Regions from separate parts of the Homo sapiens genome. Here region 2 is linked to region 1. The links are chromatin contacts, found by Hi-C in ENCODE. All regions are on one chromosome and are shown on one strand. The core of a region is the stretch at or near the end of the contact, and the rest is flanking DNA. Distances in the headings are between cores, read along the strand shown.

What was found. A loop is a pair of places that touch in the nucleus more often than their neighbours do. Pooled maps may share reads with other maps.
Region 2: a loop to region 1 is called in a map of Right ventricle myocardium inferior, with 2.3 times the contacts of the local background. The contact joins two enhancer-like sites. A Hi-C loop is called at or near these places in 1 of 168 maps with a recorded cell type or tissue (Right ventricle myocardium inferior) and 1 of 50 pooled maps.

The regions. Positions count from the first base shown.
Region 1 is chr3:139,831,913-139,838,501 of GRCh38, reverse strand. No RefSeq gene overlaps it. Among named protein-coding and RNA genes, the nearest start is that of CLSTN2, 100 kb to the left of the region's middle. Within about 2 kb of position 2,506, at least 3 of the 41 ENCODE cell types and tissues checked have a DNase peak (open chromatin) inside an H3K27ac peak, as active enhancers do.
Region 2 is chr3:139,890,097-139,896,685 of GRCh38, reverse strand. No RefSeq gene overlaps it. Among named protein-coding and RNA genes, the nearest start is that of CLSTN2, 42 kb to the left of the region's middle. Within about 2 kb of position 2,602, at least 6 of the 41 ENCODE cell types and tissues checked have a DNase peak (open chromatin) inside an H3K27ac peak, as active enhancers do.

The DNA of each region.
Region 1 (6,589 bases), core at 1,257-3,756:
ATGCAAAGCTCAAGAAAAGACTGGAAAGCCCCCTCACAAGCAACACTTACAGTGAATGTTGAGAGCTTGCAGAAACAAAGACGAAGGCATTTGGCACTGAGTGGAGGAAAACAAATGGATTTCCCAGGGCAGGCAGTTCTTGATCACAGAGAACCCACAGATGTGAACAGGTAAGGCTGCAGGAAGACAAGCCCAGGTTAACACACTGGTTCTGCAAAGTTCTGTGCAAGACTTGGAAATGGTGATCAGAACCCACTATGTATCTCTTACAGTCTATGCATAGAACTATAACGAGTATTTCTTTCTCCTCTTTGTGTGTGGATGAGGCTCAGTCATGTTCAATGTATTCTTTGGTCCACCTTACAAAGTACTTAATTAAAGAACACTTTTTGATCATGTCATAGGTGAATACCTGGATGAAGCAGGCTTGGCCTGATTATTAGAGTAATATTCTGGCTTAAATTCTTACAAACAGGATTTCATAAGCCCTAGGTAGGGCAATAGTGTTCTAGGAGGGCAAAAGTGAAGCCTCTGATGGATCAAAATGTGGGTTTACACATCATTCATTTCTGTCAGAAGCCACAGTGTAAAATCTTCAGCCATGACATAAAATCACCTTAAAAAAACAGTTTTTAAATACCACAAGACCTCATGTTGTTATTATATAAAAAATAAATATTATTAATTACCATTGTTATTAGAAATCGGGGCGAAGTTTGATTTATTATTTCTCTTACCCCTCCTGCCTTTTAAGACTCTGGCAGACAGAGGATATCACAAGGGATGCTAAGTAGAAGGGACCTGATGATGTTTTACTCACGGGCCAGATGGGTACACAGTAACTCCTAATGCACATGAACCACTGAACAAGCTGGGCTAAGGAGGAGATTTTCCTTCATTTGCCTCTCCCAACTTGAAGACCATAGGCCCCAAGAAGCTGAACAGAGAGTAAAGGTCCAGAGCTTGGCCTTGCAGTTTGGCCTCACCTAGTGCTGAGTGGAGAGCAAGAAAGAGTATTCAGGGCTGAAAACATCCCCTGAGGAGACAAGCAGGAACTAGAAGCTAGCCCCAGCTTCACTCACCAAGCATCCTATAAAGGCAAAAGGGGCACAATTGTCCCTGCACAAATACATCTACTCACCAAACCCTGGGCAGCTGTGCCAGATAGGACCTCATTTTCAAGCATTCTGAGGCACTTGTGATGCAGCTTGCTGTGTGTAAGTGTACTCTTAATAATCTCGCTTCACTTCCTGGTCAACACCTGGCCTGAATGTTAGCAACTCCACCGCCCTTAGAAGGATTAAGTTAGCAGATAGCAGAGAAAGAGAAGGCTCTTCTCTGCGAAAACAGAAATCAGGTGGGATTAGGGTTCTTCCCTGATTCCACCCAGGTTTTGTCTACTTATCTCATTGGGTCAACTTGCCAAGCCTGACCAGCCAGGGTACCTCTGTCCTTCCAAGGATGGAGGCCAGCAGAGGCACTCTACTCTCACAACATACGCTCATGCCTCTCATCACTACCCAGGGGCTAGAGGGAGGGGCAGTTCAGCTGTTACCTTCAGAAGCCTCTGAAATAATCAGAACAAGGCATTCAGTAAAATCACTCCAAGTCCTCACTGTACCCTGGGCCAAAAATTTATCCTGATTGTATTTTCCATCTCAAATTTCAAGCCACACTGTCCAATATAGCTCAGTAGAGGAAGCTGTGCCACAAACATCACATGACAGCATAAAAATACCCCAATGAGCACAATACCAGCAACTTAAAAATACCCTGAACTTCAGCCTTCTGGAGCCCTCTCCTTTATTAAATTCTAGGAGGAAAATCAAAGTTCAAAACCAGAGCTCCCTTCCCTTTGCAAATCAAAATCCAAAGAAATGAAAGGCCTTTCCTCCCTGAGACTTGGAGTCTCCCTCGTCTCAACCAGGGTAGCTTCCCTGCTGGAGTCTGAGTGTCTCCTTTGGGAGCAGCTGCTCACTGCGTGTCTACCCAGAATGGGTGTGACTCCTGAAGCAACAAGGAGGTCGGACTTATCCAATCCCAAGGCCCTCATGTGTCCTGGTTTGCAAGGGATATGAAAGTCAATAGGGTACACAAGAATATCGCAGCCCCAGCCCCAAACCTACCAAATTTAGCTGAGCAACATTATGTTCTCAGAAGCCATGTTTCTGTTGCCAGCCATGGGATGTAGCAGATGCTTGGTGACATCTGGGAAAGAAGAGTTGGAGAAAACAAATGTGAGACATAGAAAAGATTCTGAATTTCAAACTCACTACAGTTGCCAATAAGACTGGCATTTGCCCAGGTGCAGCCGAGCCTCCAGATTTTACTTGGGGTTCCATCTCCTTCAAATTTATAAAAACTCCTAATTCCCATTTCACGTCTGAGCCTATGTTCCCGGCACCCCTGGGGCTGTTTCATGTGTTTGGTCTCCCATGCCCTTTGCTCCTGCAAGCAGGGTTTGCCCAAGCCAAACACATGTGGCTCTTCTCACACTCTCTTTTCTGGAGTTGTTACCTGCAGCCTTGAATGTTTCCTGGCCTGGCCATGTTGGCTGCTGTTCTGCCTCCAGTCCAGGCCCTATGAATCCTGTCAATTAGGGCATTTTTCTTCTTAGTTTTCTTGACTCAGCTATATGAACACTGGGAACTGAAGCTGCTGTTCACATTTCCAGAGAAGACCATCTCTTCTGCCCTGGGCTCCCTTCTGAAACCTCACTTCTCCTCATCTTCTGAATTGTTCTTCCTGCCACCTCCTTTCCTGGGGCAGTGGGACAGGCCTCTCGCATTCCATTTCCCTCTGTCTGTCATTCTCTGGCTCCTTTCAGGCTCAGTTTTAAAATGAATAACCTGCCTCTTCAGTCAGCCTCTTCCCTTCTCTACCATGGGCAGGGCTAGTATTCTCTTTTTTTTTTTTCTGCCAGATCCTGGTGCTTTATTTTTTTATTTTTTGTTTGTTTATTTGTTTGTTTCAGACCCAGATGTTTGTGTTTCTAGCCTTCGACTGTATTTGTCAGGTATGGTCTCCCATAGCAAGAGAGAAAGCCAGAGTCAGAGGCAAAAGTTTCCATTTTCCAAATATGTCCTGCCTACCTTTGTCACTCTGAAGAAAGGAAAAACACCAGGGGGTATCTTCTCTACAGCCGTTCATCCAACAATCTATAAAGGCCTTGCTACGGGCTAGGAACTGCCCTGGATAGTGGGATACAGCAGTGATCAAAAAGAAGTCCCTGCCTTCCTGGAGCTTACACTCAGCAAACCAGTCCAACATCTAACCTGGACTTCATTCAGCTATGATGGTTTTCCTACCTGGCTCTGCTACTTCTTTTCCAGTCCAAGCTTCACATGTTTTTCTAACACATTTCTTCAAAACCTGTGCCGGGACTGCCTTCCCACTCAGATAAGTGCTGCACCTTGAATTTGCCTTCATATGCTTGAGTCATTCTCTTGGGCTATTCTCATCTTCCCTTCTCAACTCTATGCAGACTGTCTTTAACCTCCTTGTATAGCCATCTCATCTTCAAAGAGGGGTTCCCTAATTGCTTTTATCATGGACTCTTTCTAGCTAAAGCTTTTAATTCTCTTCTTAGCCATAGGATTCATAATAATTCCATCTTACTTTTGACACATCAATCCGGGAAAATGATATTTACATTATATAGCCAGAATTCTCATACCTGTTTGTCCACTCATGGATTAAAATCTGCCACTTCTCTGAGGAACAACCCCACATTTAGGACCCTGAATATACCGGGATGCTCAGACCATATGTAAGGAACAATCCAAAGCTGGTTTGAGAGAATAAGGAAGGAGGTGGTTTCAGGAGCCCAAGAACCAGACACAAGGATCCCAGGTTGACCCATAAGAATCTTTCTAGGTCCTAGATGCAGACTCCAAAAAAAAAAATGTATATGAGACAAGTGAGCCTGTGTCTCTTTCCCATACTCTAGTTCTCAATTCTCATGTGGAACATGGATATTTCTGGCAATTCTGAGTACCATGCATCTCATACAGGCTTTGGGTGAGTTGCTATATCCCACATCAGCCAAACACCATGGATTCCCAATCAGCTCACATCCTCTTTCAATCAGGATAGGCTACGTTATGTTGCAGTAACAAAAAGCCTTCAAATCCCAGTAGCCAAGCAAGTGCTTATTTCCCACTCACACTATATTAAGTCACAGGACATCTGTGGGAAAAGAGGGTCCTTTGCTCTATGTTTTCTTCATTTGGGACCTTGACTGAGGAAACGTCTCTGTCCTTCTGCAATTATAAATTATATTCATTTTCATCAGCATCATTATTTATATCTATAATATAAAAATGAACTGCACTTTCAGTCAAAAGACTTTACCTTAGTCCTGGCTTCACCACTCAATAACTATGTAATTTTGTGTCAATCACTTTCCCTGCCTGGGCCTCTGTTTCCTTGTAAAATGAGGGGATAAGGTCACAAATAATCTCTAAGGCCACTTAAATTTCAAAAATTCTATGTTTCTTCTACACTGGAAAGGATAGGGAACTAATGTTTATTGAGTATCCTCATAAGTACTCTGTAAAGCATAAAGATTCTCACTATATGGATTAGAAAACAGAGGCTTAGAGAAATTAGTAACTTGCTCAAGATCACACAGATAATAAGTAACAGGTGTGGGATTTGAACCCATGACTGTCATACTTCAAAGGATTTTTCTTTTTGTTGCATTTCATTCCATACATGATCTGACATTACACATACAGAGAAGGAGGATGAAGAAACGGGTGCAATGAAATGAGTGAAACACCTCGCCTCAGGGGCTAGCCTTGATGGGTAAGTGACCCATGGTATTTTTATTTCTTTGTATAATTCAATTCAATTTAACTTAGTAACAACAGTATTTAATACTTATTAACTGCCAGCTCCTGGATGAAATGCTGGATACACAAACACTAATTATGCCTGAGAAAGTAGGAAGCACACATATCCGTTAGGGAAATACAAACTACTCTGCATATTTCAAGAGGGAGGAATTTATCTCAAGAAATTCAAAACTCATAAAACTGGTGGGAGAGCTGGGGAAGCAATGGGAATGGAAAGCCGATGCTGGCTTTCAGGAAATCAGCAAGTGGGGAAAAAAAAGAAAAACATCAAAAACTGCCATCTCTCCATGCATCTATCTGCCATTCCTGGAAGAAATAATGATTTGTTATTTGCTTTTGCCTTGCAAATCTCATGCGCCAGTCTGTCATTTGAAGAATTTAAGCTGGAACTTTTACCTGTCTTGCCTCAACCCAGCCCCTGTTTTCTATCACTCCATGTTCTGCCGGCAAAGGAATCTGGACAATGTGCTTTCCAGACTTCCAGGCTCTGTGACACAAGAACAAGCTTAGAACGTCAGGAGGACCATTGAGTATCAACAGACAACAGCTAACACAGAACACCAGTTCTAACTGGAAGAGTCAGGAAAGTCTTCTGAAGGGTGACATCAGCTGAGCTTGAAATAAAATTCGAAAGGAGAAGGACCCTCCAGAGAAGTGTGTGAGTAAAAACAGTGACAAACGCTCCTAAGGAAAGTGAATTTACTGAGTTCAATCAGAACATGAAGTGGTAGGGAATTGGGCTGTTTTCAAGTGAGGTAGGTTAGCAGGGACAAGATTGCAGAGGACCCAATAGGCCATGCTAATGAGTTTGGACATTATCCAATAAATAATACAAAACTATTGAAGGCCTTTTAAAATAGAAAGTAATGGAATCTGTTGCATATGTTTATAAAGATCCCTCTCTCTGTAGGTGTTGAAAACCATTTGGGGAGGCAATAGGAAGACCAATGAGATGATTTTCCCATCATCTTAGGTGCCAGGTGATTGGAACTTGGACTTGAGCAGTGGCCATGGTAATGAGGACAAGAGAGCAAGTTTGGGAGACAGGACACAGGTAAGGCTGAGTGATTCGTGAGTTGTGGGAGTGAGAGAGGAGTCAGTAGGCTTCTGGCTTGGGTAATTAGAGGATGATGGAGCCATTCACTGAAGTTGGAACTTGGGAGAAGGAACAGGTTTTGGGGGTAAGGGAAATGGAGATTGCTGAGCTTGATTCTGCACAAGTTGAGTTTGACATGCCTGGGAGATGAAAAATGTGATTAACACCAACAAAGTGTGAAGTGACATCTTACCAGAGATAAGGTCCTCTGCTCAATGCCAGGAGCAGTAAGCTGCATAAGGCAAGCCCTGCCTTGGAGGAGCTCTGAATCCAATCAGCCCCTGAATGTCTGTGGTGCCAGAGGAGCGTCGGCAACGGAAACCATTGGGGGAATGTTCAAACCTCATTTAAGATGAATATTTTCAGTTCTACACTTCTACAGTGTCTCTAAGCAAAAATTCTCTGGAGACTTTCAAAAGCTCATTAGAAATGGGTATTCATTTTGCTTTCCTTCTGAGCCCCAAAGTTTTGCTACAAATCCAGGAGGAGAGGAGAAAGTTATTCCCTGCTTGATCTTGATGAAATCCCTAATGGTTAAAGAAAACAAATAATCAACTAGGCATTGAGGAATTTTAAAAACAGGTAAGACCCGGCTCAAGTTTTGGTCAGCCAGAGTCCACTCTATGTGGCAAGG
Region 2 (6,589 bases), core at 1,353-3,852, 58 kb before region 1:
AGGTTGCCTAGGTTGGCCTCAAACTCTTGAGTTCAAGCAATCCTCCCACCTCGGCTTCCTAAGTGTTGGGATTACAGGCATGAGCCACTGCGCCCACTGAAAATTATATATAACCTTTGATGTATGCAAGTTGTGCCTCAATAATTTCTATGGAAGAATAAAAATGTATAGTTAAATAAGTCAACCTTAAGAAGAATAAAGAAGGCTTTATCAGATAATAAAATATACTATAAAGCCACAGTAATAAAAACAGTCTAATATTGTTCTACAAACAAAATACAAACCAAAAGAACAGAATAGAGGGCTAATACAGACCCATTACCATGCTTCTTATAGGATAAAATGACACTGTGAATCAAAGAAAATATTGTTTAATAACAGGGCTGGCAAAACTGGAACACAAGAAAAATAAAGCAGGATCCTAATATCATTTTATTCCAATATCCTAATATTTAATATCAGGTATCCAATGATACTTGATATAATTTTATTCCAAATGGATACAAGATCTAAATGTGTAAGATAAATGTCTATAATGATTAGGATAAAATATAGAAAGCATAATATCACTGTGACATAGAGGTAGGAAAGCACTTCCTAAGCAGTTTCAAAAACACAAAACACATAGCAGAAAACAGGTGGATTTAATCATATCAAAAGTATTTTTGTATTTTTCAGTTCAATGTAAGATATATGGAAAGAGTTAATAGGTGTTAATAGGTGACAGAATGGACGGAATGGAAGAATATATTTGTGGCATTTTATATCAACAAAAAATGTATTATTTATAATATACAAGAAACTTCTGCAAGTCAAATGGAAAATAGATAGCAACCCTGAATTTAAAATGTTCAAAGGATATGACTTAGCATTTTATAGAAAAAAACTCAAAGGGCTAATAAACATGTGAAGAGATGCTCAAACTCATTTTTAATCAGAGAAATGCTAATTAAATAACAAAGAGAACTAATAAGTTCTGAGCTTAGAACTTATTAGTCTTGTAAAATTGGAAAACTGGATAATGCCAAATGCTGGAGGGAAAGTAGGGGCATGGAAATTGTCTTGTGCTGCTGATGAATGTGGTACAGCCATTCTGAAAAACAGTCTGGTGGTACTTAATCAAGTTAGGTATACACATACCTATGACCCAGCTACTCTGCTCCTGGGGCATATGCCCCAAGTAATTCTCACACAGGTTCAAGGGGCACGAGTATGCAGATGTTGAACTTTCAGGTTGCAGGAGGTTGGAAGAGTAGCTAGTTAAATTGTGATGCTCACCATAATGTATGTACTAGATAACAGTTAGCAGTAACCAATCAACTATGTACATGGCAATGAGGATGGATCTGGAAAACACAGAGCTCAGTAAAATAAGAAAAATAATGAAATATATATGATACAATACCATTTAGGTAAATTTAAAATACAAGTATACAGAACAACAGTATGTCATTTATAGAAGGATACACATTAAACACTTTAGAATGACTGACTGAGGGCAGAAGCTAGAAGGAAATGGGAATAGAGAATGGAGAATAAGGAAGTAAATAAAACAAAAGAGGCATGGACCAACGATGATTATGAGCCACAAACTGAAGAGGCTAACTCAACAATCTGCACCCAAGGCTTAAAAATTGGTTGTAGGAACTCCCTTTCAGGGGAAGGAGGACAATGATCTAGAAGACAGAAGTTTTGCTGTGAAGACCCTTGTGAGGGCCCACAGTGCACCAAATGGCCATAAAGTATTATATATTCATCTTCAATTTTTTAAAAAGAAGAAATTGAAGTTCAGAGAAACTAAACAACTTGCCCAAGGTCACAGTTTGTAAGAGGCAGTGCCAGAATTCAGACTTAGTATCAAAATGAGTCATCACTTGACTGCTGCTGCCCTGGACCAAGCCAATATCGCTTCTCACCTGGCCTGTTGCCATAGCCTCATCCCTGACCCCTGTCTCCCACCATACCCAACCAATCTATTCCACACAGCAACCAGAGCAGCCCCTTAGAAATAGAAATCAAATTATGTCACTTCCCACCTCAAAATCTTTCAAAGCTGTCTCAGTCCCACATCACTGAGAATTAAATCCAAAATGCTTGCATGTCCAACAAGCCCCCATATGGCCTGGCCCCTGCCTAGCTTTCCAGTCTCATCTCTGATCATGCTCCATCTGGCTCCTTCAGCTCAGCCATATTGACCTCCTTTCTGTTTCTTAAACACTCTGAGAACATTCCAGTCTCAGGGCCTTGGCACTAGTATTTCTCCCCATTTTCACATGGTTTCTGCACTATTTCACTCAGGTCTCTGCTCCAATATTATCTCTTAAGAAAGGCCTTTCTGACCGCCTTACCTCTAATGCACTATCTTCTGCCCCAGTCATTTTTTAATGCCTTACTCTGCTTTGTTTCTACCACTTATCCCTACCTGACAGCACGTTATTCATATTTTTATTTGCTGGTTTATTTTTGTCTCCCACGGTAGAATGAAGGCAAAACATTGCTCTAACCAGTGTGCTCTACACAATGCCCAGCCCATGGCAAGCCCTCCTTCAGTGTATGTGGATGAATGTTTGGATGTCTGAGCCCAAACCCATTTCTGTCCCCTATGACATCACCCGTGGCTCCCAAACAGAAGTGGGGAAGGGAGCATGGGGCAAATGGGGACAACAATGAAGATAAAATGTAGCCCTTGAATAGAAAGTAGGTGTGCGGGTCAGGGAGAGGAAATCCCAGAACCTGATGGGACTGAGCAGGCTTGGGAGCAGCAGGAAGAATGGGTAGGCCCTAAGATTTTAGGGTTAATGTTCTCTAGCCTTTTTGTTTTTGCTACAGAAAAGATGAAAACCAAACTGGCCAGTTTCCCCACCCCCAGATAAGCCAATGTGTCTGAGTCTGTTCTCATGAGCCTCAGGAGACAGAGATTTCACAACTGCCTTGCAAAATCCCTTTCCTAAACCTAATGACCATCACAATAAGAAATTCATCCTTATTATAGGCATAAATTTATCTTGCTGCAATTTTATCCCATTTTCTCCAAGAAATGTACTAGATTATCAAAAAATAAATAAGAGGTAAAGTGCTATAGAAATATAACGCATTTACACAACTCAAATAGGAGATTTTCCCCTGGATTGTAATAATGCATCTCTTGTTAATCCCAGCTAGCTCTCAGAATCTAGCTCTTAGGGCTGAGCTCGGCAATCAGCTTCCATAAAAGTGCCACTTACTGTATGTCTTCCCTGAAAGACACTATTGACAGGACCATTAAGAGAAGAGATTCCTTGGGGGGGGATGAGAGTAAATCTTTCATCAAACAATTTATTGCCCTTCTGCTAAAAGCACATCTACTATTCATTATCACTCCAACTAAATGGTGGTATTAGGAGTCCTGGAAGAACTCTGACCTGGCCACAAAACCCACCCTGTCTTGTAAAAGCAGACTGAGCTGTTCTCCCTCCAGCACCACCTGAAATGCTGTCCTCATGGATTCATTCCTTTGAGTTAAGCATTGATATTCTAGGTTCTGCATCTAAAAGGTCATTGAGTAATTAATTTTTCCATTTGATGCATTTTATATATAGTTTATATGTAGTTTTCAGTTCTCAACTATAATTATCTTCTTTTTTATTTTCTAAAATCTGAATCATAGTTTAAAGCCTCCAATAACTGGATATCCTACAGACCTTTTATATTGCCAATTTTTTAAAATCTTGATCATGAGTCATTTTATTTTTTTCTTTTTTCTATGCTTGTCAATTGTTGTTGCAGGCCAGATATTGCATATGAACAATTGAAGAAATCATTTAAGGTACTGGATAATGCTATATTTCTCCAAAAAGAATTTAGTCTTCTTGTATCAGGCATTTAGGAAGGGCACAGTTTGCTTAAATTCAGACAGGTTTTGAGATAATTCACAAGTAGGCTTCTGTATTACTAAGCTGCAAACTTTTAAAAGTCCTAGTTGAAAGCTTGGTGTTTACCAGGCCTCTCTCTGATGTTGGGCTCCACTTCATATTTTTGTCTACCACATCCATCCTCATGAGATAATTAAAGCTCTATTTATCTTTTCAGCCTCTGTTTGGTATTTCAAATTGGAAAACACCTCCAGGAGAAAAACAGTGCCAGGTTATCAGGCATACCTGACAAATGGGGTACTTTCTGTCTTCTTGCTTGCCTATGTTTTCTTATTTTTCTGCAGTGAGCTGTTATTCACTCAAGTTATACGTTATTGAAATGTGTCCAGCTGTGCAGCTTTCCCCATTGTGATGAATTTCTCTTGAGCTCACGACTTTTCCAGAAGTGTTTTGTTTTTCCCACTCTAAATAGACTCTCAGACCCCCATCCCCTTGGTCTGGCACTGCTGGACAAGGCTGGCATCGTAGCCATAATCCTTTCTAGTTTCATTACTAAGAATGCTCCAGCAGTGGGTTTATGACCCCATCATCATTTAATTAAGGAGTGGGCCCTGGGAACTGGGAGCACCAGTGGCCCCAGCTCCCTAATGCCACCTGGAATGTGCAGTCTGGTGTACAACTGCACCAAGGCAGTGGTTCCATTCCCAGCTGCAGGAGTCTAACTATAAGAAGCAAAGTGTACCAAGCTAGGCGTTCCTTCCTGTGAAGGACTCCTGGCCCCAGAACTGCTGTCAGCTGCACCTTGGAAACAAGTGCCCCAAACAAAATGCACCAAGGAACTCATTACTCAAGGGTGCCCTGTGGCAAACCATTTTGCAAAGCGAGCAATTCAGAGTGAGTGATCACTCTAGCATTTGAGTTTCACTCACAAGGATTGTTAACAGCACACTGTAAACATCATTCACATTAATGTTGTTTCTTTTCAATCCTTTATTTTCAGAATAAAACATTCCTTCACCTCTCCTTGGCCCAAAACTTACATATACTTGAAAAAATGTATGTGAGTAGCAAATAATTCTTCTCAATTTGTATTCCAATGTCTGAATTGGCTTTGATTTGGCCTTAAAGACTTGGCTGATCTCTCTAGGCTGCAGGGTAACAGATTCTGAAACCCAAGAGAATGAGCTCAGAGCAAAGAATAAATTTGAGGTTTATATCTTCACTGACGTGTGCCTGAGGATGACTGGAAATGGGCATCCCCCAAAACTTTTCTCCTCCTTCCTTCTACCTGCCCAGCTCTGTTTCTGTGCCATTTTTTGTGGAACTCATGGGTCCTAAAGCCCTTGACTAATTTTTGTCTTCCTGATTCATCAGTTTGTGATGGTTCTATATTAAACCCTCCCACTGGGACTAGGGATTATCATTTTTACCTTGTATCCTATTTCTAGGTCATGTTACTAGTAGCATAAGGTCACAATTAATATATCTCAATGAATTATACCACTTATGCAAGGTCTTAGTGCTTTTCACCTTAAATTCTATTTTATCTCATGGAACAACTTTCTTGTGGCTAGCATTTGTCTTATATGCTATTTCCATCATTTACTTTTTCAATTTAGGCTACAAGTCCAATGTGCTATCCATTGCACCAAAGAGCCTGCTCATGCTTTTAACCTTTCTACATTAATTTTAGTTGTGACTCTTATAAGCAGTGAAGAAATGGATTTTAAAACAATTTGATTTCTAGTCAACATGGTAGTCCCTGTACTTTAATATGGTTAGTTGAATATGTTTACACATGTGATTACCAATATATACTTTTTTATTCTTTGTTTGTCATGTTTTACTTATCATTTTTTTCTCTTTCCTAAACTTCCTCTTTCCACTGGTTTTATTTTGTGCACACACACACACACACACATACACATTTTCCCCCTTTTGTTGGTTTGATAGTTACAATTTCTGTTCTTTTAATGGTTGCTCAAAACTTTTAATATATATTTTTATTGTATATCTTCTAACAACGTGTAAAGTTTGGCATATTAGACCCTACTTTCTCCCTCTAAACCATGCAGAATCATCTTCAGTGTCAATGGTATGTAGAATTTTAGTTCTACCTCTGTTAAGGAGGTGTGAGAGAGGAAGGAAGCAGGGGGTGGAGGTGAAGTCTATGACACAAGGAATATTCATAATATTCATTCATGTTTTATTTTCCACAATTAAAATCACTTTATTGTCTGTGTTATGATTTTTTAGAATGTATGTTTATTGAAAAAATTCAAGCAATATAGAAAATGGCAAGGGGAAAATAAAAATCACCCCAAATACTTTCTACCCTGAGATAACTAGATTCTGGTGATTTCATCCATTCATGTATCCATTCATGTATCTCTATGTAAATGACACAAATATAGTCACATATTGCTTAACAATGGGAATGCATTCTAACAAATGTGTCATTAGGCAATTTTGTCATTGTGTGAACATTAGAGTGCACTTACACAGCCCTATATGGTATAACCTACTACACACTTAAGCTATGTGGCATAGCCTATTGCTCCTAGGCTACAGAACTGTACAGCATGTTACTGTACTGAATATTATCGGCAATTGTAACATAATGGTAAGTATTTCTGTATCTGTACATATCTAAACATGGAAAAGATACAGTAAAAATATGGTGTAAAAGTTTAAAAATGGTACACCTGAATAGGGCCCATATCATGAATGGAACTTGC